2 separate regions of the Homo sapiens genome follow, and region 1 is linked to region 2. The links are chromatin loops, found by intact Hi-C in ENCODE. Cell type or tissue: CD4-positive, alpha-beta T cell. All regions are shown on one strand. Links, peaks and the distances in the headings refer to the core of each region. The heading gives the core; the rest is flanking DNA.

Region 1 (10,907 bases), core at 3,055-5,554, 330 kb before region 2:
AACCCTAGTGGTGGTAGCACAAGCTACGCACAGAAGTTCCAGGGCAGAGTCACCATGACCAGGGACACGTCCACGAGCACAGTCTACATGGAGCTGAGCAGCCTGAGATCTGAGGACACGGCCGTGTATTACTGTGCGAGAGACACAGTGTGAGAAACCACATCCTCAGAGTGTCAGAAACCCTGAGGGAGGAGTCAGCTGTGCTGAGCTGAGAAAATGACAGGGGTTATTCAGTTTAAGACTGTTTAGAAAACGGGTTATATATTTGAGAACAAAGAACAATAGAAACACAATCGAATTGTAAGAGAAATATTCCATTCAAGAGCCACCACATAAGCCAAACTGACAGAGTGGGAAAGGCCACACTCAGTAAAGTTGATACAAACATACCATAAAGGTGCTACTATGAACAAGTTTTTGAATTAGATGAATAAATCATTTGGAGCAAGGTTATTTGGTCATATGTTAAGAGTAAGCATGATTCTTACAAAGTGGGAAAATTGTCTTTCAAATGTTTCTGTCACTTCTTACCATAAAGTTCATTTTAGAGGTTTTAGGATTACAGTGAAATTGCACAGAAGGTGTGAGAATTCCCATGAATCCCTGCCCCGCACGGACACCGCCTCCTCCACTACAGCCATCCTGCCCCACAGTCACAAATAAGTCACAATGGATGAATCTACAAGAACTCTTGGTTCTTTCTTTTTCTGGTGATCCCCTAATATAACAAGCCTAAATTATCTTGGAACACCCAGGTATTTTCAATGGCTTTCTAGAAGTGATATTAGTCAGAGGGAAAGTGAGTGAGGCTATTACTATTTGAGCACTTTCTTCCAAAATCCACAAAATATATGTTAATTTGGAGTTTTTCTTACTTCTGGTTTACAATGTCCCTTCCCAGAGAGTAAGATTTTTAAGCTTTTAGTGAGGCTGGAAAAAAAAATTTTTAAAAAAGAGAAATAAGCTTTCCTGTATTAGGCTGACTTATCCCAGCGGCAGCAACAAGCACAGCCCAGACCCAGGAAAAGTCTTAATAATATTATCTAATGTGCTCTGGAGACTCTTTCAGCACTCCCTCAACATAGGGAGAAGAAAAACAAATTTTCCTTTGTCTTATGATATGAGTTTATAGATTCTTGTTCTCTGTAACTAGTAACTTCAAGTATTCTGTTTTATCTAAGAAGCACAACGAAGGTCATGAGAAGCCTGAGCAGGCCAGAACTACAGCTGTCTAGGTACCGGAGTGAGTGTTATGAGATCAACCAGTGCAAGGCTCTTTAGAACAAAACCTAGATAACAGACATCTGGGTTGCATAGCAATGGTCATGTGTAATCCTGAGTTATGAACCTGTTACAATTTGATTAACTGTCTCTGTCCTGCCTCCGTATCCCTGCTTTTGTGCACTCTAAGCTTGCTTCAAGCTAGCCCACCCCATTTTGGGAAGTGTGTATAAAAGTCAAGCGCTCTCTTTGTTCTGTGCCCAGTCTTTGGTCATTGAGTCTGCTGGGTCTGGGTGTACTCAGTAATAAAAATATCCTCCTGTATACACCCCAAGATCTCTCTCTGGTCCTCCAGATTCTGCAACATTTCAGGCAGATTCACATCTCTAAAAGGCCAGCAAGTTCTGGTCAATCCCATAATGAAAATCCTTTAATGAGACTTGGCAAACGTGACAATAAGAGACTCCTTGTATAATGCCCTAGAGTTGGATTAGACACACTGTGAGCTCTTGGGTGGTGGTTCTGAATAAGGCAGTTTGTGCAGCAAATGCAAACACATGCATGGGATCCAGGCAGGAACAAAAGCTTCCCTTTACAAAGTGGGTGGGCATCTGGAGGGAGCCCTCAGAGGTGGGCAGTGGTCGTCCTTGCTGACTGCACATTAGCCAGAGGCGTGACCATAATTGGTCTTGCAGGGAAAGAGCACCACTGAGGTCATAGGTTATGAAAATGTTTGTCATCCTCCAGTGAGCAAGTCCATCTGCTTGCTTGTGGGTGTCAACTCCATGGTGGATACACTCTGGGAGATGACAAGATGCACACAAACCTCCTCTCACTAATTATCCACTACCACACACTCAAGACCAACCTTTGCTCCAGAAAGGAATACGTGTCTGTGGAAATAGACAGAGCTTAAGTATTTTGTAACCTGGTGAACATACTGTGCAAAACCAAACGTTTCAGGAAGATTAGCTCAGAAATGTTTATCAAGTGACTGAAGGGCAGTGGCGGGTGAGGTGATGGGACAGCCTCAGGGCTGCACATGAGGAGGGCTCCCTCTCCCATGCAGGCTTTTCCTCCAGGAGCTGCACCAGGAACTCAAGGAAGATCAGGGAGAATTCTGAGAACACCCTGCTGTGGAGCTGCCTAGAGAAGAAGAATAAATGATGAAAAATACAACTCTGAGTAATGCATGGGTTTTTGTTCATGAAAACTCTCTCTCTGAAAGCTTGTGAAGGTCTTGAAATACCCCTGATTAGCTGAAGACAAACATTTAAACCCTCCTTCCACAGGGAGTTCAAGCAGGCTGGATGTGTCCTTCTATGGATGATCTTCCTCAGCCCCTTCCTCTTCCCAGCTCATCACTGGCTCTCTGTGTAAAAAGTTCTCATCAGCGGAATGTGGTTGATGAAGTGAGGTCTTCAATTTTCTCATCTTCTATGTGGTCATGTTATTTTCCTCATCTGAAGTTTAAAAACTCACCTGCATGCAGCACATGACAGGCTAAAATCTCTTGTGGACAAAACAGTAACAAAGGCACCCACCATGGTTGAGCATCCCGTGTTGCTGACAACGACCACCAGGGGTCAACGTCCTCTTCACAATCCTGTGTGAGAGCAGCACTTGAGTGATTTCAATAACAACTTCCCAGGAGAATCAGCTGAAAACTACTTGTCCCATTTTCCATACAGATATAACCCCTCTATTTTCCTGAAGAAATAGAAAGAGCTGAATGCTGAATACACTGAATGTCTGCTGGTTTTGCAAGTTTGTGACTATATCACTTTCTAATTTCTGACCTGTGCAGACCACTGTACAGACTTTTCTCACTGGTGGGACCAGCCTTCCAGATGTCAAATATAACTGAGCTTCTTCATATAAAAGTCAACACAAGCTCCTCATGGTTTCAGTGCTCACTGAATGGAGTTGGAAATAAAACCCACAATTATCCATAACACAAATTCCTTGGAAGTTATTTTGGGATAATGAGTTCATAACCTGTAGACCAAGAGTCCAAGAGTGTTTCTATTGAAGAGCCTGGGGGATCAAGACACCAGGCAGGTGATGCAGACACTGTCTAAAGAGTGCCCAGCGGCTCTCAGAGGGACCTACTGGATACTCACGTGGGACATCAGCAATCACTTTCTCAGAGTCACCAGTGAGCTGTGCTGGTTCCTGAAGGGTCCAGGATAGGGCCAAGGCACCTGCTCTGTGTCGTGGAGAGTGATTGTTCCAGAAATCATAGAGGTGGTCTCTATGCTTATAAAATCTATGTTCACAGTGAGAAGTCTGTTCTGAGAGGGCTTATTCTTCAGTGAAAGGACCTCTGCCCACAAATGTTCATAAATGGAGCAGGGCATTCATTTCCTCAAGCAGGATCAGGGCTTGAGTCATCAGCATCTCACTCTTGCAAGGCTGATGTGTCGTTTGTCTTCCCTTTCTTATCATCGACCAGGCTTTGAGCTATGAAATGCCCTGTCTCATCAATATGCAAATAACCTGAGATCGACTGAGGTAAATATGGATATGTCTGTGCCCTGAGAGCATCACCCAACAACCACATCCCTCCTCTAGAGAATCCCCTGAAAGCACAGCTCCTCACCATGGACTGGACCTGGAGAATCCTCTTCTTGGTGGCAGCAGTCACAGGTAAGGGGCTCCCAAGTCCCAGTGATGAGGAGGGGATTGAGTCCAGTCAAGGTGGCTTTTATCCACTCCTGTGTCCCCTCCACAGATGCCTACTCCCAGATGCAGCTGGTGCAGTCTGGGGCTGAGGTGAAGAAGACTGGGTCCTCAGTGAAGGTTTCCTGCAAGGCTTCCGGATACACCTTCACCTACCGCTACCTGCACTGGGTGCGACAGGCCCCCGGACAAGCGCTTGAGTGGATGGGATGGATCACACCTTTCAATGGTAACACCAACTACGCACAGAAATTCCAGGACAGAGTCACCATTACCAGGGACAGGTCTATGAGCACAGCCTACATGGAGCTGAGCAGCCTGAGATCTGAGGACACAGCCATGTATTACTGTGCAAGATACACAGTGTGAAAACCCACATCCTGAGACCGTCAGAAACCCCAAGGAGGAGGCAGCTTCACTGAATGAGGAGGTTACAGGGCTTACGATGTTTAAAGTTGTTCAGAAAATAGGCTAAGCAATTGAGGAATATGAGTAATAGAAATATGTATGCACTCTATACAGGAAATATTTCTAATAATTGTCACCCTATATGCAAAATTCGCAGAGAGGTAAAAGCAGAAATCAGTCAAGCTGATGCAAAGTTCCCCACGTAGGCTTTGTGCAGATGTAAGTTCTAAAATCAGATAGATAAATAATTTGGAGCAAGATTGCTTGATAACATGGCTAATGCTGAATATGATTCCTAAAAACTGGCCAAAATATATTCCAATTTGTCTCTGCCACCTCTCTTACATAAAATGTATTAAAAAGTAGTTTTAAGACCACAGCAAAATTGAACAGAAGGTGCAGAGATTTCCTATGTGCCCCTGCTTCACACATGCACAGCCTTCCCCACTGTCACCATCCTGCCCCAGAGTCATCAATAAGTTACAATGGATGAACTTACATGGATGGATTGGTTCTTTCCTCTTCCGGCGGTCCCTTGGCATACCAAGTCTAAACTATCTTGAAGCACAACAGGTTCTTCGAGTGGGTTCCTGGGAATGAAGCCAGTTAGAGGAAAAGTGGGTGGGGCTATTCCTATTAGGAGTCTTTTTTAGAAGACTCATAAAATGTATATGTTCCTATAGATTCTGTGACTCCTGACTTAGTATCCCTTCCCAGACGGTAAGCTTCCTAAATGTTTAGAGGCAGATCCATATCTATGGAAAGAAAGCAAGTTCTAGTGAATCCCATAAGGAATGTCCTTTAATGAGAAGTGGAGACCTTGGTCATGAGGCACATCATGTATGATTTTCTATAATTCCTTTAGATTCACTGTAAGCTTTTGAGGGTGTTTCTGGATGAGGCCCTTTGTACAGAAAATGAAAACTCAGGCATGAGTTCCAGGCACAACCAACCAACTTCCTTCCAAAGTGGGAGGGAATAGAAGAAACCCTCTCCTGTGTGGGCGCTGGTCCCCCTCCATTGCTGGCTGCACATTAGCCAGAGGCATGAGCCCAATTAGTCTTGGAGGGTGACAGCCCCACTGGGGTTGCTGGCTATAGAAATGCCTGTCCTCTTCCAGCTGAGTGAGTCAACCTGCTCGCTTGTTGGAGTCAACTGCATGGCAGGTGCACTCTGGAAGATGACAAGATGCACACAAACCTTCTGTAAAGTATCAATTACTACACACTCAAAACCAAACTGTATTCCAGAGACAGGTGTCTGCAGGGATAAACAGAATTTAAGCATTTTTTGAATAGGGAAGACACTGCCAAATGCCATATGTTTCAGGAAGTTTAACTCAGAAATGTTGATGACATAACTCAGAAACGTGAGGTGACATGACAGCCTCAGGGGCTGCACATGAGGAGGGCTCACTTCCCCATGCAGGCTTTTCTTCCAGGAACTCTACCAAGAACTCACAGAAGATGAGGGAGATTCTGAAAACATCATTCTGTGGTGCTGCCCAGGGAGGAAAAATAAGATATGGGAAAAAAAAACTATATAAATTATTAGATTTGTTAATACAAACTATTTCTGAAGCCTTGTGGAGGTCCTGACATAAGCCATCATTAGCTGTGAACAAATATCTACACCCTCCTTTCCTGGGGAGTTCAGTTAGGTTGCGTCTCTTCTTTTATGGACAGTATCCCCCAACCCCTTTATTTCCTGCACACCTGCTGCTCTCCATGGGACGAGTTCTCATCAGTGAAATGTGGTTGATGTAGTGAGGTCTTCACTTTTCTCATTGTATTAGTCAGGATTATCTAGAGGGAGAACTAACAGGATAGAGGTCTGTATTTGACGGGGAGTTTTTAAGGAGGACTGACTCACACGATCACAAGATGAAGTCTCGTGATAGGCCGTCTGCAAGCTGAGGAGCAAGGAAGCCAGTCCAAGTCCCAAAACCTCGAAAGTCAGGAAGACGACGGTGCAGCCTTCGGTCTGTCGCCAAAGGCCAGAGAGCCCCTGGCAAACCACTGGCTTAAGTCCAAGAGTGAAAAAGCTGAAGAACTTGGAGTCTGATGTTCGAGGGCAGGAAGCATCCAGCATGGGAGAAAGATGGAGGCTGGAAGACTCAGCAAGTCTAGTCTTTCCAATTTCTCCTACCTGCTTCATTCTAGCCATGCTGGCAGCTCATTAGATGGTGCCCAGGGAGGTTGAGGTTGGGTCTGCCTCACCCAGTCTACTGACTCAAATGTTAATCTTCTTTGGCAATACCCTCACAGACACACTCAGGAACAATTCTTTGCATCTTTCAGTGCAATCAAGCTGACACTCAGTATTAAACATCACACTCATCTTCTGTGTTGTCATGTTCCTCTCTTCATCTGAGGTTAAGGAACTCACCAGCATGTAGCACATCGTAGCTTAATGTCTCTCATGGACAAAATAGTGGCAAAGGCACCCACTAGGGTTAAGCATCCTGTGTCGCCGACAGCCACCACCACAGGACCAAGTCTCTCTACCATCCTGTGTCAGGGCATCGCCTCAGTGATTGTATTGGCAACTTCCCTCGAGAGTCATCTTAAAAACGGCTTGTCTCATTTCCCACGAAGGTATAGCCCATCCATTTTCTCTTCCTAGCAAAATGGAAAAGGATGAATACACGGAATGTCTCCTGGTCTTGCAACTTTGTGACTTTATTCCTTTCTAATTTCTGATCAATGCAGCCCACTGTACAATTTTTTTTTTCACTGAAATGACCCACATTCTGGATGTTAAATATAATTGAACTTCCTCATTTATAATTCAGCACAAGTACCTCAGAGTTTCTGTCCTCATGCACCACTCTAAACTTACACAAGTTGTTTATTTATTTGTTTTATTTTCTGGCATCTCTACTTGGCGTCTTCATCATACCCATTTTATGTTATTTCTACAAATGATTGTTAAAATTTATAGGTACTTAATTAAATATTCAGGAAACAAGAGAATAAAATGAATGTAAAATAAAATAAAAGTAAATAAATTAATATTTAAAATAAAGAAGCCAGCAGCTGAAAGCAAGGAAAATCTATTATGCTGGGTCAGAGAGTATGGAGAACTCATAGTACAATATCTTCTGCACGTTAATCATTACTTCTACTCAAGTTACAGGGTCCTCTCTCTTTATATCAGAGCTTTCCCTAACATGTGCAATGAAGACTGAACACAGATTCCTCCCTCAAGACTGACCTAGCATCTCTCACTGAGCCTGAGCTGACAAGTCATAGATATCACATTTGTCTAAGAAAATAATGACACCCTGTAAAGTTACCTACCAGCGATATGGAGACAATTTGAATAATATAAATAAAGCCTAAACTTGATAGGTAGTCATTTATCCTTAGAAGGATTGACTGCTGTCTCTACATGTGTTTTTTATCACAGAGAAGCTACTAGTGCCACAGTCCAAGTTGCTGAATATTTTATTTCCTAGCATGAGTTACTACAGAATGTGTTCAACATGAAAGAATGCAGCTGTTGTTAAGGGAGAGGAGATGTGATTATGGAACACGAGCAGGGATCCAGCAGACATTCCTCTTCCACGTTTGCCCCAAAACAGAGACACCAGTAAAACGATGAAATGATTGACTTTAGTCTCCACAGTCTAATGTGAGATTTATACCAGATGTTTTCTGCCACTGTTTTATAGTAGAAAATATAATCTCTAAAGAAATTCCATTTTTAGAGACAATACCATCCTCCAGGAAGCTGCAAATGCCCATAACAGAGAGTATTATAGTGCCTTGTGGCCAGGAGCTACAACACCTGGGTTTGGAAACTAATGGACAGAAATATCAGGTTTTCTTGCCAAATCTATGATGAAAATTTGGAGAATGTTTCTTTCCATCTCCATAACAATATGTTGTGATGGAGTGGAGGTCCTGGTACATAAGAAGGTATGTGTTCACAGTGGGTACAGAATTAGACCCATAAAATGATTGTTCTACTGGGGTTCCCTTGTTGTTGGACCAGCTGACCAAGAAAGTGTTGTAAGAGGTGTAGTATTTAGTGAATACTGTCATATTTTTGAAGGTACCATATTTGAAGCTACCAGGAGAAACAGAGATACATCAATCTAGCCTAGGGAGACTCTATGAATTTATTTTATTTCCTTCAAAATGAGGTAAAAAATTGCATCAGTTGAAATGCCGATGATAATCAAGTGATGAAAGACAACATCCACTCAGTGTTTTAGGTGTGGTTTAACCCAAAAGTTATACAATATGTGAGAACCTGAACTCTGGAGCCCTGGCCATCTCTCAGAAGAATCTAGAAGGTAGACTGAGCCTCTACCACAGTGTGATGTCCATGGAGACTGGGGATGGCTACTGTCTCAATCTTGGGATCACGGAATAGTCTTAATATGATTCTGTGTGTATGTGGATCATTGTGTGTAAGTGGGAGGATTCCTATAACTGTGTCTGTGTGTTTGTGAGTGTCTATGTTTCTGTGTGTGAGCTTGTGTGTCTTTGTTTTATTTTAAAATGAGTAATTTAGTTTCTGATCATTAGACTGTGTCTTTGAGGGAGTGTGTGGGAGAATGTGCATGCCTGTGTCTGTGAGTTAGTTTGTAAAAGGGTATGTTATATTGAATGTGTGTGTCTGGGTCCTTCAGTATTTGAGCCTATTAATTTACATGAACATGAATTTTTTGAAGGTGTGTAAGTATAAAACTTTTGTAAATGTAATTGTTTGAATGCTAGTGTGTGCAGAGCTATTTGAGTGTGAATGTGTTACTTGTATTACTTAGTGAGTGTGTGCCCCTATGTGAGTTTGTTTGGGTGAGTCATTACCTATGACTCTACATATGAAGGTGTTGAGGGTGTGTGTGAGTCTGTGAGCATGTTTTCATTACCTATGACTCTACATATGAAGGTGTTGAGGGTGTGTGTGAGTCTGTGAGCATGTTTATGTGCATGTGAAATGTTGTTATGTATGCTTTGAAAGACTTGTCTCTTGACCTCAATATCATTTGTCTGAAAATACCAGGTATGTTTAAGCCCTTAGAATCTAAGGAATAGTTTGTTGTTTAGGATAAATCCTCAATAAGATTAACAACTGATTTCTCACCAAAAATCAGGAAGGCCAAAGCTCACTGGAGTGGCATATCAAAAGTGCTAAAATACACTATCAATCAAAAATTCCATACTAGCAAGAACACCTTCAAAAGTGAAGGAGAAATCAAGATAATAGAAATAAACAAAAGCTATGGAGTCCATCAAAACCACAAATTCCTAATGAGAAATACTAAATAGAGTCCTGCAGGCTGAAATGAAAACAGAGTGGAGAATATTTAAAAATCTTACACCTAAAAGAACAACAACAACAAGTATCCCAGTAATCACATTTGTGTAATGAAAACCAATATTGTTTTATTTTTGCCTTGAGTCTCATGTTCTATTCCTTTTTTAAAAAAAAAATAGATATAATAGTAATGACAAATTTGAATAATGTGCCTATAATTTATGGTTATAAAATTCATTATAAATTTGAATAATGTGCATATAATTTATAATGTATGAATATGTAACAACACAATAAGTGAAAATGGATACAGCTGTAGAGAAGCAGAGTTGTATGCACTATTGAACTAAGGCAATCATAATTTAAACTACTCTGTTATAAATCTGAATTACCAATTGTAATATCCAGGTTAGCTATAAAAACTTAAGTAAAAGTAAAAAAAAAAAAAAATTAGCAGGACAGCTGACTAAACGTGCCTGACACTCTTCAACCCCACATGAAATAACCACAGAAATGAATAAACAGCTGAGACTAGAGAAATTCAACAGAGTTAGATATCATACAAAATAATAAAGCAAAAAGCTTACAGCTGAAGAATTTAATGAATAAAATAAAAATGCAGTTTACAGATTCAATAACAGAAAATAACGAGCAAAAATAAGAATTTCTGAGCTTGAAGACAAGTCTTTCAAAATAATTCCAGCAGACCAAAAAGAAAAAAAAAGAGAATGAAAGAGAGAAGGAAGGAAGGAAGGAAGGAAGGAAGGAAGGAAGGAAGGAAGGAAGGAAGGAAGGAAGATAAAATTTTAAAAACATAGAAACCCTATAGTTTTCAAAACACAATTTGAAAACAAGTTTTTGAGTTATGGAAAATCCAGGGGAAAATTCCAGAGGGAAAAAAATGAAAATGATGTAGGAAACATATTTAATAAAACAAGAGCAGAAAACGTCCCATATCATGGGAGATAGATGGTTATTCAGATCCAGGAAACTCAAATATTCCAAACAGACTGAAACTAAACAGATCCTCTCTGAAGAATGCTTTCCTCAAATTATCAAAAGACAAAGATAGAGCATGATAGAGTAGGATAGTATATTCAAAATATTGAAATAAAAAAGTATCCAGCCAATAATATAATACCTAGAAACATTATTATTCACAAACTAACAAATATATAATGTTTATCGGACTAACATGAACAGGAAATCCATCACCTCCAGGCTGGCCTTACAAGAAATGCTCAAGATTCTTACATCTGGAAGAGAAAACATAATAGCCACAATTATGAAAAATTTTTAAAAAACCATAAAACCCACTAGTAAAG
Region 2 (10,907 bases), core at 2,897-5,396:
CGATGGTTTCTTAGAGTTCACTGGGTCTCCTAAGGTCAATGTTTTCAAAAGATGGTGTCAGTAACATATGGTGTCACTGAAGGAGCATTTTAAACTAGGGCATGACCTCTTCCTATAGCCCTAGAGACACTGAGAGAGAAATCCTCTGTGAGCCCAGATGGAAACCTCCATGCAGGGCAGAGGCAGTGCTGCAGGGGGCGCCCAGGACCCACCCAGAACAGGCTCCAGCCCCAGAGCTGGTGCACAGGAGGCTGCAGAGGGGATTTCTCCCAGAATTGAGTGTTGTTTTATTGAAAACCAAAAAATTATAACATGTTAAAATTAGAATTTTGCAAAGACTATTTCTATTATCTCTATACATTTAGAAATAAACAAATCAACAATTCAGTGAGAACCACATTTAAAAGGCAAAATTGTTACTTGTTTGAGATATTTTCCTAGTAAAAAGATGAAGAACAGGGATGGTTTTATTAAATCAAAAGGTACACATTTCAGAAGACACAGAGATCCCAAGAGTAAGACTGCAGACAGCAAAGCCTAGAAAGGGCGGAGGCTGTCCATGTGCCATGTCCTGTGTGAGTCACCTTCTTAGTGGAGAAGTTCTCCCTTCACAAAGTTTTGGGCATATAAAGGGAAACACGACATTAAATAAGAACGAGGACTTGTACCTCAGCATCCCACAGTTGTGTGGTTCATGTGAGATCTATTTTCTCTTTCTCATGCTGGATCAAGGGTAAGGCTATGAAGTAGTAGTTCTCGTGAATATGCAAATCACCTGAGGTGAACACTACAGATATGTCTGTGCCCTGAGAGCATCACCCAATAACCACACACCACAAAGACACTCGCTGAGAAGAGCAACCCTAAGACACATAATTGTCAGATTCACCAAGGTTGAAATGAAGGAAAAAGTTTTAAGGGCAACCAGAGTTGTGCCATGGCACAGTGTTGTGCCATGTCCTTTCTCTGTTTTCTTGCCTGTTTATTTATGTCAGATGTGCCACCTACATGGAATAAGGTCAGAATTCTGCCTCCAGTAACACATCAAAGGTGACCTTTGATTGTACTTTTGGTTTATGCTCCAAAATATTGATTATAAAATTCATCACCGTCATATTTTATGTCAAAATAAATCTGCATAATCTGAATGTCAGTACATTTTGGAATCTATTAAATAACTGAAATTGCAAGAAATATTACCCACTCCAAAAACTGGAGAGATGGGCATGTCCAGAATGGCAGTTAGCACTTGCTTACCTGGTGCAGAAACTGCAGAAGCCACAAGCTGTTGAGGGCACTTACATGGTAACCACTACGGACGTCTGAAAGACAAATGTGGACTCGGTAAATGTGACCGTTCCAGAGGGTCTTATACTTCTAAGGTTTCTGGACTTTCTCTCCAGAAACCTCCAGATTCTAAAATATACAATCCAAATAAATTTCCGATGGGTCAGAATTGAAGATGAAATGAAGATGATTAATTACAGAGAAATATACCAGGAGCCCACTTCAAAAGCTTCTAAAGGGAATGACTTTTCCAGAACCTTATCCTATGTGAAGGAAGACAAATCTCCCATTCCAGATTCTCCCCCATTCTTCCATTATTATATGAATGAGTAAAGTTAGCCAAAAGGGGTAAGACGTACATAAATAGTCCAGGGAGGCCGAAACCTCAAAAGGGAGTAACAGCCAAAAATGAGCTTTTCCCCTGGAGATGCTTTGTCAAGGTCACAGCCCAGAAGAGGAAGCCTATTGAATCTCTAGGTTTCCATTGGAAGAACAGGCAGTGCTTACCTGCACTGCACAATCCATTCTAACTAGGATGATGGCTATGGATTAAAGATGAAAGTGTGGCAATGCACAGACTCCATCTGAGGAGAACACAGAAATACTAAGACAATGGCAGAGGGTGAGACAAAGACAGTAGAGCAATGTGAAGCCTCTGACATCGTGATTTTTAAGACCAACATCTTGTAAATGCCATCATAGTTCTCAGCTTCTTTTATTATGGGACCTTTGCTGGTTTCCTAGCTGAGAAAGTGAAAATAACAACCTGCATGGACTTCCCAAGTCTCCACCTGTATCCTGTTTGCTTTAGATCTCTAGGAGAAGAAAGTCAGATAACTGGGCCTGGTGTCAGTGTAGGAGGCACTTCCTAAAAGCCACATATTAGGAAGAAGGGAAAATGTGTGTTATTGGAATAGTGGATATGGAGTGGGCTTTCATCTGAATGTATCTGCACCTGCTAGTATTCTCAGATGCAACATTCAACTGCAAGAGCCCAGTGAAGAAACATGGCACTCGCAAATCTCTTGTAAGTTTTTGTCTTCATTTTGGTTCCACTAATGAAGTGAATCTGGAGCTTCAGGGAAGGGGCTCCCTCCTGTGTCATTGAATCCTTGCTCTGGGTCTCCCTGCAGAGTTCAATAGGTTTAGTAAGGCTAATCAATTGTTTCAAGAGATGGTGTCAGCAGCATATGGTGTCACTGAAGGAGTATTCTACACTAGCACACAGCCATTTCATGCTGGGCTAGAGAAGCCTGGGGGAAATGATTTGAAGTCTCAGCAAGGAACCTCCTTGCAAGGCAGGGGCTGGGCTGTCGGGGGCACCGAGCAGGTGAGTCAGAAATCAATATGTAAAGATGAGGACCTATGGATATGAATTGAAAATATATAAATACTTCAAAAAATTCCAGTAAATTGAGTCCAAAATTAACCCCAAATTATTCAAAACACAAATTCCTTGACAATTATTTTGGGAGCAGTGAGTTCATAAAGAATTCAAAACTACTGTTTCAGCTTCTGATTCTTATTGTTCCTGAGATGAGAAAATCATCTCTAATCACACATCACACAGCAAATCTGTAAACAAGAGTGTTTCTATGGAAGATCCTGGGGGATCTGAACACCAGGCAGGTGCTGGAGACCCTGTTTCAGGAGCGCCCAGCAGATCTCAGAGGGACCTGCTGGTCACTCACGTGGGACATCAGCAGTAACTTTCTCAGTCACCAGTCAGCTGTGCTGGTGACTGATGGACCCAGGACAGAACCAAGGCACCTCCTCAGTGTCATGGAGAGTGATGGTTCCAGAAATCATCCAGGTGCTCTCTGTGCTTATAAAATGTAGGTTCACTGTGAGGAGCGTGTTCTGAGGGGGATTGTTCTGTGAAAGGACCTCTGTTCACGAGTGTTCATAAATGGAGCAGGGCATGCATTTCCTCAAACAGGAATAGCGCTTGGACCATCAGCATCTCACTCTTGTAAATCTGATGTGTCATTTATCTTCCCTTTCTTATTATTGACCAGGCTTTGCGCTATGAAATGCTCTGTCTCATGAATATGCAAATAACCTGAGATCCACTGAGGTGAATTTGGATGTCTGTGCCCTGAGAGCATCACCCAACAACCACATCCCTCCTCTATAGAAGCCCCTGAGAGCACAGCTCCTCACCATGGACTGTACCTGGGGGATCCTCTTCTTGGTGGCAGCTGCCACAGGTAAGGGGCTCCCAAGTCCTAGTGATGAGGAGGGGATTGAGTCCAGTCAAGGGGGCTTTTATCATCTCCTCCCTTCTCCTCACAGATGTCCATTCCCAGGTTCAGCTGTTGCAGCCTGGGGCTGAGGTGAAGAAGCCTGCGTCCTCAGTGAAGGTCTCCTGCCAGGCTTCCAGATACACCTTCACCAAATACTTTACACAGTGGGTGCGACAGGGCCCTGGACAAGGGCATAGTGGTTGGGATGCATCAACCCTTACAATGATAACACACACTACGCACAGAAGTTCCGGGGCAGAGTCACCATTACCAGTGACAGGTCCGTGAGCACAGCCTACATGGAGCTGAGCAGCCTGAGATCTGAAGACATGGTCGTGTATTCCTGTGTGAGAGACACAGTGCGAAAACCCACATCCTGAGAGTGTCAGAAACCCCAGGAAGGAGGCACCTGTGCTGACACAGAGGAGATGACAAAGATTATTAGATTAAAGATTTTCTTAGAAAATGACACTAAGTCATTAAAGAAAAGGAACAATATTAATGTGTATTTGAGAAATTTTAATTATTTGAGAGATTTTTCATACAGCATTTATTCTGTAAACAAATTTCAATGATTACAGAATGAATCAAATTAATGAAACTAATACAGAACTTCCTCTGAAGGTATCTTTGTAAACATTAATTTCTTAATCAGTGCTGTAAGTATTTTGGAACACAGACACAAAATCACATTTTAAGTCTGCATTTATGTCTATTAAAAATGCCAAAAAAATCTCCTTTTGTGCATGTAGCATTTTGAATTCCCACCATCAATGCATGATAGTTCTTGGTTTTCCACATTCATATTGTCATGTATCCTTACGAGAATTGTGTGTTTTAACCAATCTAGTAGGTGAGTAATGGGATCTAATTTTTATTTAAATGCACATGTCCCTCCAAAAGTTCATATTTAACAATTTTCGTATAACTTCTGTTGAGACGCCTCTCCTGACATTCGGTTCATTTTAACTGCATTGCTTCATTTCGATTCATTGCAAGTTGACTTGCATATTGTTTATAAAAGTCATTTCACAAATTAAAAGAATTCATTTCACAAATATGTGACTTGGAAGTATTTTCTCCAAGTCTGTGGCTGTCTTTATTCCCTTATCAGTGTGTATTGCAGAAACATATGTGTGTGTATGTGTCTGTGTGTGTATGTGTCTGTTTGTACAAATTTAGACTCAAAAACATGTAAAATTGCATTCATTCATAGATGATGTATTTGGCAATATATATGAAGTCTCATTATAAAATACACTAATAGTGATTATTTTTTCCATGTCTCTCAACTCAGGCCACAATCAACTCATGAGTGTTTAAACTTCATCTACTTGATTGGAGGACTATCCATTTCAGATATTTGGAATACTTCTGTAAGGAAATGTGTTCGTCTTCCCAATATTTATTTATATAATCATCTATTAATATGTGTATTGGTTTATGAATATATATTTCATACTCTGAAGAAGATCCATGCTATATTATTCATTTTATCGTTCAAATCACCACAGCTTTATTAGGTCCTGGGAGCTCATTTAATTTGGATCCTGTATCCTTACAGCACACCTCATCCTTTTGTTTTTGAATACTTCCCTGTTTCCTTGTATTACAATAAATTCTAAGCTCATTTTCTATATTACCTTTTTTGTACATAGAATTAGCCTTTTTTCTAAAGATTGCTTGTTTCTAATGTTAACGAATAGCAGTAAAATAAAAAAAATTGTGATACCGTGTACAATTACTTCTAGGACCTCTCAACCTACTGGCCTAGTAGACGTGCATGTTTATATGAACCCATGTTTGTGGACGCATCAAAACTATTTATGTAACTAATCTTCTGTAACTTTATTATATTAAAAATGAGAACACACTGGTCTCCTGACCCAACTATGCTACCACATGGACCTTTCTAGCCTTCCTTCCTTGACTGTCCATAACCACCCACTGCAAAGTGAGGAATCCTATCCTACCAACTGCCTTATTATTACCTAGTTGCACAATTTTAGGACACATGCATAGCGGTATCAGAAATGTAAAGCTCATTGGAAATATGTTTATCTACTAGAATAGAGTGTTATGTGTAGTTTCTTTACATTTTAAACTTATAGAATTTCCTCATTTCCAAAGTTAATTAGATTAGCAACTTCATTTTCTACTTTCTTTAGTGAAGTCATTTCAATTACATTATATAATATCATTTATTTGAAATTCGGTATAAACCAAAACTATAGTCAAGTAAACAGATAGAGGATATTCAAGGAACTTAGAGAGTGAGTATTAAATAAGTACAAATGGCACTGTTTAAGAATAGTAAAATTATTTTTAGTGATATAAAATGGTTGAGACACGATGCAGTTAATTTGTCTAAGCTCATAAATGTGTGATGGAAAATATAAACCTAAATATATACAATTTTTGTAAAAAGTATTTAGCAGTTCATTAACCCCAGGATTAAATGCAGACTGTATCAAGTTATCTAATAACTTATTTGGTGAGGGTGGGGATGTCATGAGATGCATGCAAAAAAGAATGAAGTAATTTTCCTCATTTGCATTTAAGATGTTACCATTCACTAAAGACCTTTAATTTTAAAAAAATCAATTTTCTACGTGACCCAGGTTTTTTCTTCCTGACGAGCAAATAACCCAGATAATTCTTTTCTTTCCTTGGTTGAGAAAGATTTTCCCCAAACTTCAGCTCAGTTCAGGCACACACTGTCCCTGAATGGGCATTTACCCTCAGATGGGTAACACACCTGTCAACATGGGGACTCTTCTGTCAGACAAACACACCTTTACTCACGTGGATTCTTCCCTCAGACCAACACACCTGTCCCCACATGGACTCTTTCCTCAGACCACCACATATGTCCTTACATTTACTCTTTCCTCTAGTAATGACATTTCCTCAAGTGGACTCTTGTCTCAGACAAACAAACATGTCTGCATGTGAACTCTTCACTCTGATAAGTACAAATATTTCCACAGTGACTGTTTCCTGACACAAGCACATATATCCAATGTTGAACTGTTTTATGGCAAAATGATCTCAAGATAATAATTATAAAATCCCTCCTGACAAGGTGTAGATCTGCATTTTTTTATTGTACCTTAACTTTGCCTTATTGTCAAGAACAATAGTTTGCAGCTCTATATGCACCGATTAGAGATTGGTGTCCATTTTCTCTGGAAATGTATTTTTATATTCTTACTGGATGTATTTTTTTGATAATGTTTGCTACTGTGAAGATACCTGAACAGGGTCCACACTAGAAAATAAAAAAGACTAATCGGCAGATTAACCCTGTGCATCCAGACCCACGAGTCCTTTGATCCTGCCCCCCTGAAATGGAGACACAGAGGACAGATGAGCAATGCTGAGCGGTGCACCCAAGACCACAAAAAGAAAGACAAGGAAATGTGTCCCCTCCCCTCCTCATGAAAGGCAGCTCATCCCCTGTTCCTTCAGGCCCTGGTGAGGAGCCAACCCATGTCTGTTCCCTTCCTCGGTGTCCACACCATGGGGTCTGCCCTGATTTGGGCTTCCCTTCTCATCACCCTCAATATTAGTGTCCCTTGTGAATCAGGTCCAGCTGCGGCTGCTCCACATGGGGCCGTTCTTCCATTTCCTCTGTGTTTGCAGAAGTCCTGTGTGAAATTTACTGATAGAGTCAGGGGGGAAAAATTGTACAGCCCAGTGGTTCACTGAGACTCTCATGCAAAGCCTCTGATTTCACCTTTACTGGCTACAGCATGAGCTTGGTCCAGCAGGCTTCATGACAGGGATTGGTGTGGGTGGAAACAGTGAGTGATCAAGTGGGAGTTCTCAGAGTTACTCTCCATGAGTACAAATAAATTAACAGTCCCAAGTGACACCTTTTCATGTGCAGTCTACCTTAAAGGGACCAAACTGAAAGTCAAGGACAAGGCCTTGTAATACTGTGAGAGACACAGGAGAGGGAATATCTGCGTGAGCCCAGACAGAAAAATCTCTGCAGGAAGACAGGAGGGAGCTGCATGGTAGATGCTCCTCAGAACCACCAGGGCACCTTGGGGACAACCTGGGGGCACTCAGAACCACCAGGGTGTGCTTAGGACCACGGGACACTCAGGATATTAGGGGGTGCTCAGGATCACGAGGGGGCGCTCATGACACCAGGGGACACTCAGAATCACAAGGGGGCGCTCAGGACACGAGGGTTTGCCTGGGACCACCAGCAGGCACTCAGGTCACCAGGGGGTGCTCAGGACCACCAGGGGGCGCTCAGGACACCAGGGGGCGCTCAGAACCACCAGGGGGCGCTCAGGACACCTGGGGGCGCTCAGAAGCATCAGGGGTGCTCAGGATATCAGAGTGCCCTCAGTACCACGAGGGGGCGCTCATGACACCAGGGGCACTCAGAACCACCAGGGGGCGCTCAGTACAGGGGGGTTCTCTTAGGAGGCAGCTCCAAATCAGAAGCCTGAGAGGCTGTGGTTTTCTTTTAAACCTTGGTGATTCCCGACCTGGTCAAGCAAAAGTCTTCCCCAGGATCTCTCACCATTTCTTCCTTGTAAGTCCATGATTACTTTTACCTACAAAACATTAACTTAGAACAGGAATTTAATTCAACTTTTAATGCTGCATATTTTCCAAGTAATACTAGCAATGATCTCTCAGGACAATTTTTACAATAGGTTATTTATATATTTTCTTGATTAAAAATAATACTATTATTAAAATAGTAAAGTTATAAAAATCACACCTGTAATCCCAGCACTTTGGGAGGCTAAGGCAGGCAGATCACTTGAGCTCAGGACTTTTAGAACAGCCTGGCAGCACAGTGAGGTCTTTTCTATATATATATATAAAATAATAATAATAATAATAAATACCTGGGTATGGTTCCACCTGTGGTAGCAGCTACTTGAAAGGCTGAGGCAGGAGGATCCCTTAAGCCTGGGAGGTTAATGCTGCAGTGAGCTGTGATTGTGCCACTGCACTCCAGCCTCGTTGACAGAGTGAGACCCTATTTAAAGAAAATGTATATCCTCAATACAAACTGTTTCAATGATTAGAGTTTTGTATTTTTGTGCTGTAATAGTCAAACAATTGTACATGTTTTTTAACATTAACTCAGCATATACATGGTATTTTGTTTATTTTTCTTTCATCTGCTGTTTTTGGAAATTAAACACGACTTTAAATGCTCTTGTTCTCCATTTTGGTTGGCTTCAGGTGTCCTGTTTTTCAGACTATTTCTCCATCTTCCCTTTCTCTTTGAAAGTATTTTACTTTCCTCAGTCTCCATGAAGGAAAAAGAAAGTCCCTTTACTTTCTGACCTCCAAGTCTGGTGAATCAGTTCTCTTCTCTTCATAATCACTGAAGCCAACCAAGTTTAGAGGATAATGGTTCTCCTTAGAATATGCTCGTCTACCTGCAGACTCTCTGCCCTAACTCACCCTTTTCCAGGGTCCTGCAGACCATCTCCTCGTTTCCCTAAGTACCACAGAGTGGGCTCTGCAGCTCCTGCTGCCCTCTGTGTGCTCAGCCCTGGGGCTCACTAGTGTTTTGATGATCAAGTCCAAATCCCCATGTGCTTGGACCCTCTGAGACCACCCTCTAGGAAGATGCCATTGTGAGTGAGCCCTGAAAATCATGGACTGTGTTCAGTTTCATATTCCTGGATGTTCTCTGTTGTAAAGGAATATTGACAAATAAATACTAGAGTTTGTATTGAATATTCATGCCAAAAAAGTTTTTTAAAAATTTTTCAAATGAAACAATTTTATCTTGCCTAGTTTGAAAACTACAATCTAAATTTAACAAATAATGTAATACAACGTTTGTCCTATTAGTTATTCAATTTATTAAAAACAGACTGATATTTAAAGTTAATACCATTGCACATTTGAGTGACATATTTGGCAAGAACAGCATTTACATTCAGCTTTAACAAAACATGTATTTAAATATATTTGTCTTTTTAGTATTGGAATAGGCAGACATACACGTAGAAGAGCATTATTTTCTACTACAACCTCAAACTGCAAACACAATTTAAATTCAATTAAGTAATTAAAAAAATATGAAACAAATGGGTGTGCTGTTTTGGTGTTTAGATATACATTCACTTTTGCATGGGCACATGTATGTGTCTTTGCTGGGCTGTTGTGTATGTATGTGTGTTTGTAGAACCATGAAGTTTTCAAATACATCATTAAATGACATAGTTATATTAATCTTGGCCAGGCATGGTGGCTCAAGCCTGTAATCCCAGCACTTTGGGAATCTTAGGCAGGCAGATCACCTGGGGTCAAGGGTTTGAGACCAGCCTGGTCAACAGGGTAAAACCCCGTCTCTACTAAAAATACAAAAATTAGCCAGGTATTGTGGCACAAGCCTTTAGTCCCAGTGTGGCAGGGAAATGTGGGGTCGGAAATCCCACACAGAGTTTCTACTGGTGTACCACCTAGTGGAGCTGTAAGAAGAAAGCCACTGCCCTCCAGAACCCAGAATGGTAGATCCACTGACAGCTTGCACCATGTTTCTGGAAAAACCACATACCCTCAATGCCAGCTCGTGAAAGCAGCCAGGAGGGAGACTGTGCCCTGCAAAAGTTTTTTAAAACTTTTCATTTGAAAAGTTTTAAAAAAGTTCTGTCACAGGGGCAGAACTTCCCAAGACCATGTGAACCCACTTGTTACATCAGGTAACCTGGATTTGAGACATGGAGTCAAAGAAGATTATTTTGGAACATTAAGATTTGACTTCCCAGCTGGATTTCAGACTTGCATGGGACCTGTAGTTTGGACCAATTTCTCCATTTGGAATGGCTGTATTTACACAATGCCTGAACTCCCATTCTTTCTAGGAAGTAACTGACTTGGTTTTTATTTTACAGGCTCATAGATGGAAGAGACTTGCCTCATCTCAAATGAGACCTTGGACTGTGGACTTTTGAGTTAAGGCTCAAATGAGTTAAGACTTTGGCGGACTCTTGAACAGGCATGATTGGTTTTGAAATGCGATAGCAATCATGACTCTAGAGGACCACACGTGAAGTGCAACAAGCAGGCGCAGAAGACAAGTGATTCGTGATTTCACTGTAGTTTGTTTAAATGGTAGACTCACAGAAGTAGAATAGAATGTTGGTTACCAGGGGCTGGAGGGGTGGACTGGAAAAGGAGAGATTGTGGTCAAAGTGTAAAATGTTCCAGTTAGACAGAAGGAGTAAGTTACAGTGTTCTAATGCACAAGATGGAAAATATGGCTGTGAATGCATTATATATTTCAAAATGGCTAAACATGCAAATGTTAAAATTTTTTCCCACTAAGAAATTATACAGGTCGGGAGCGGGGGCTCACACTTGTAAACCCAGCACTTTCGG

The links. Hi-C counts contacts between places; a loop is a spot of excess contacts. Peaks named below come from ENCODE experiments on the same cell type or tissue, not always from the same donor. Only the 100,000 strongest peaks of a DNase experiment are listed, where the experiment ranks them.
Region 1: a loop joins it to region 2, with 13 times the contacts of the local background. A loop is called at or near these places in 2 of 110 quality-filtered maps.

Annotation. Positions count from the first base shown.
Region 1 is chr14:106,500,351-106,511,257 of GRCh38, reverse strand. It overlaps IGH, IGHV1-45 and IGHV1-46. Among named protein-coding and RNA genes, the nearest start is that of LINC00221, 23 kb to the right of the region's middle. In CD4-positive, alpha-beta T cell, for the core only: no CTCF peak of the experiment used is centred there; DNase peaks (open chromatin) are centred at 3,687 and 4,267; H3K4me3 peaks cover 1,219 bases; H3K27ac peaks cover 1,890 bases.
Region 2 is chr14:106,167,323-106,178,229 of GRCh38, reverse strand. It overlaps IGH, the pseudogene IGHVIII-16-1 and the pseudogene IGHV1-17. Among named protein-coding and RNA genes, the nearest start is that of LINC00226, 110 kb to the left of the region's middle. In CD4-positive, alpha-beta T cell, for the core only: no CTCF peak of the experiment used is centred there; a DNase peak (open chromatin) is centred at 3,869; H3K4me3 peaks cover 262 bases.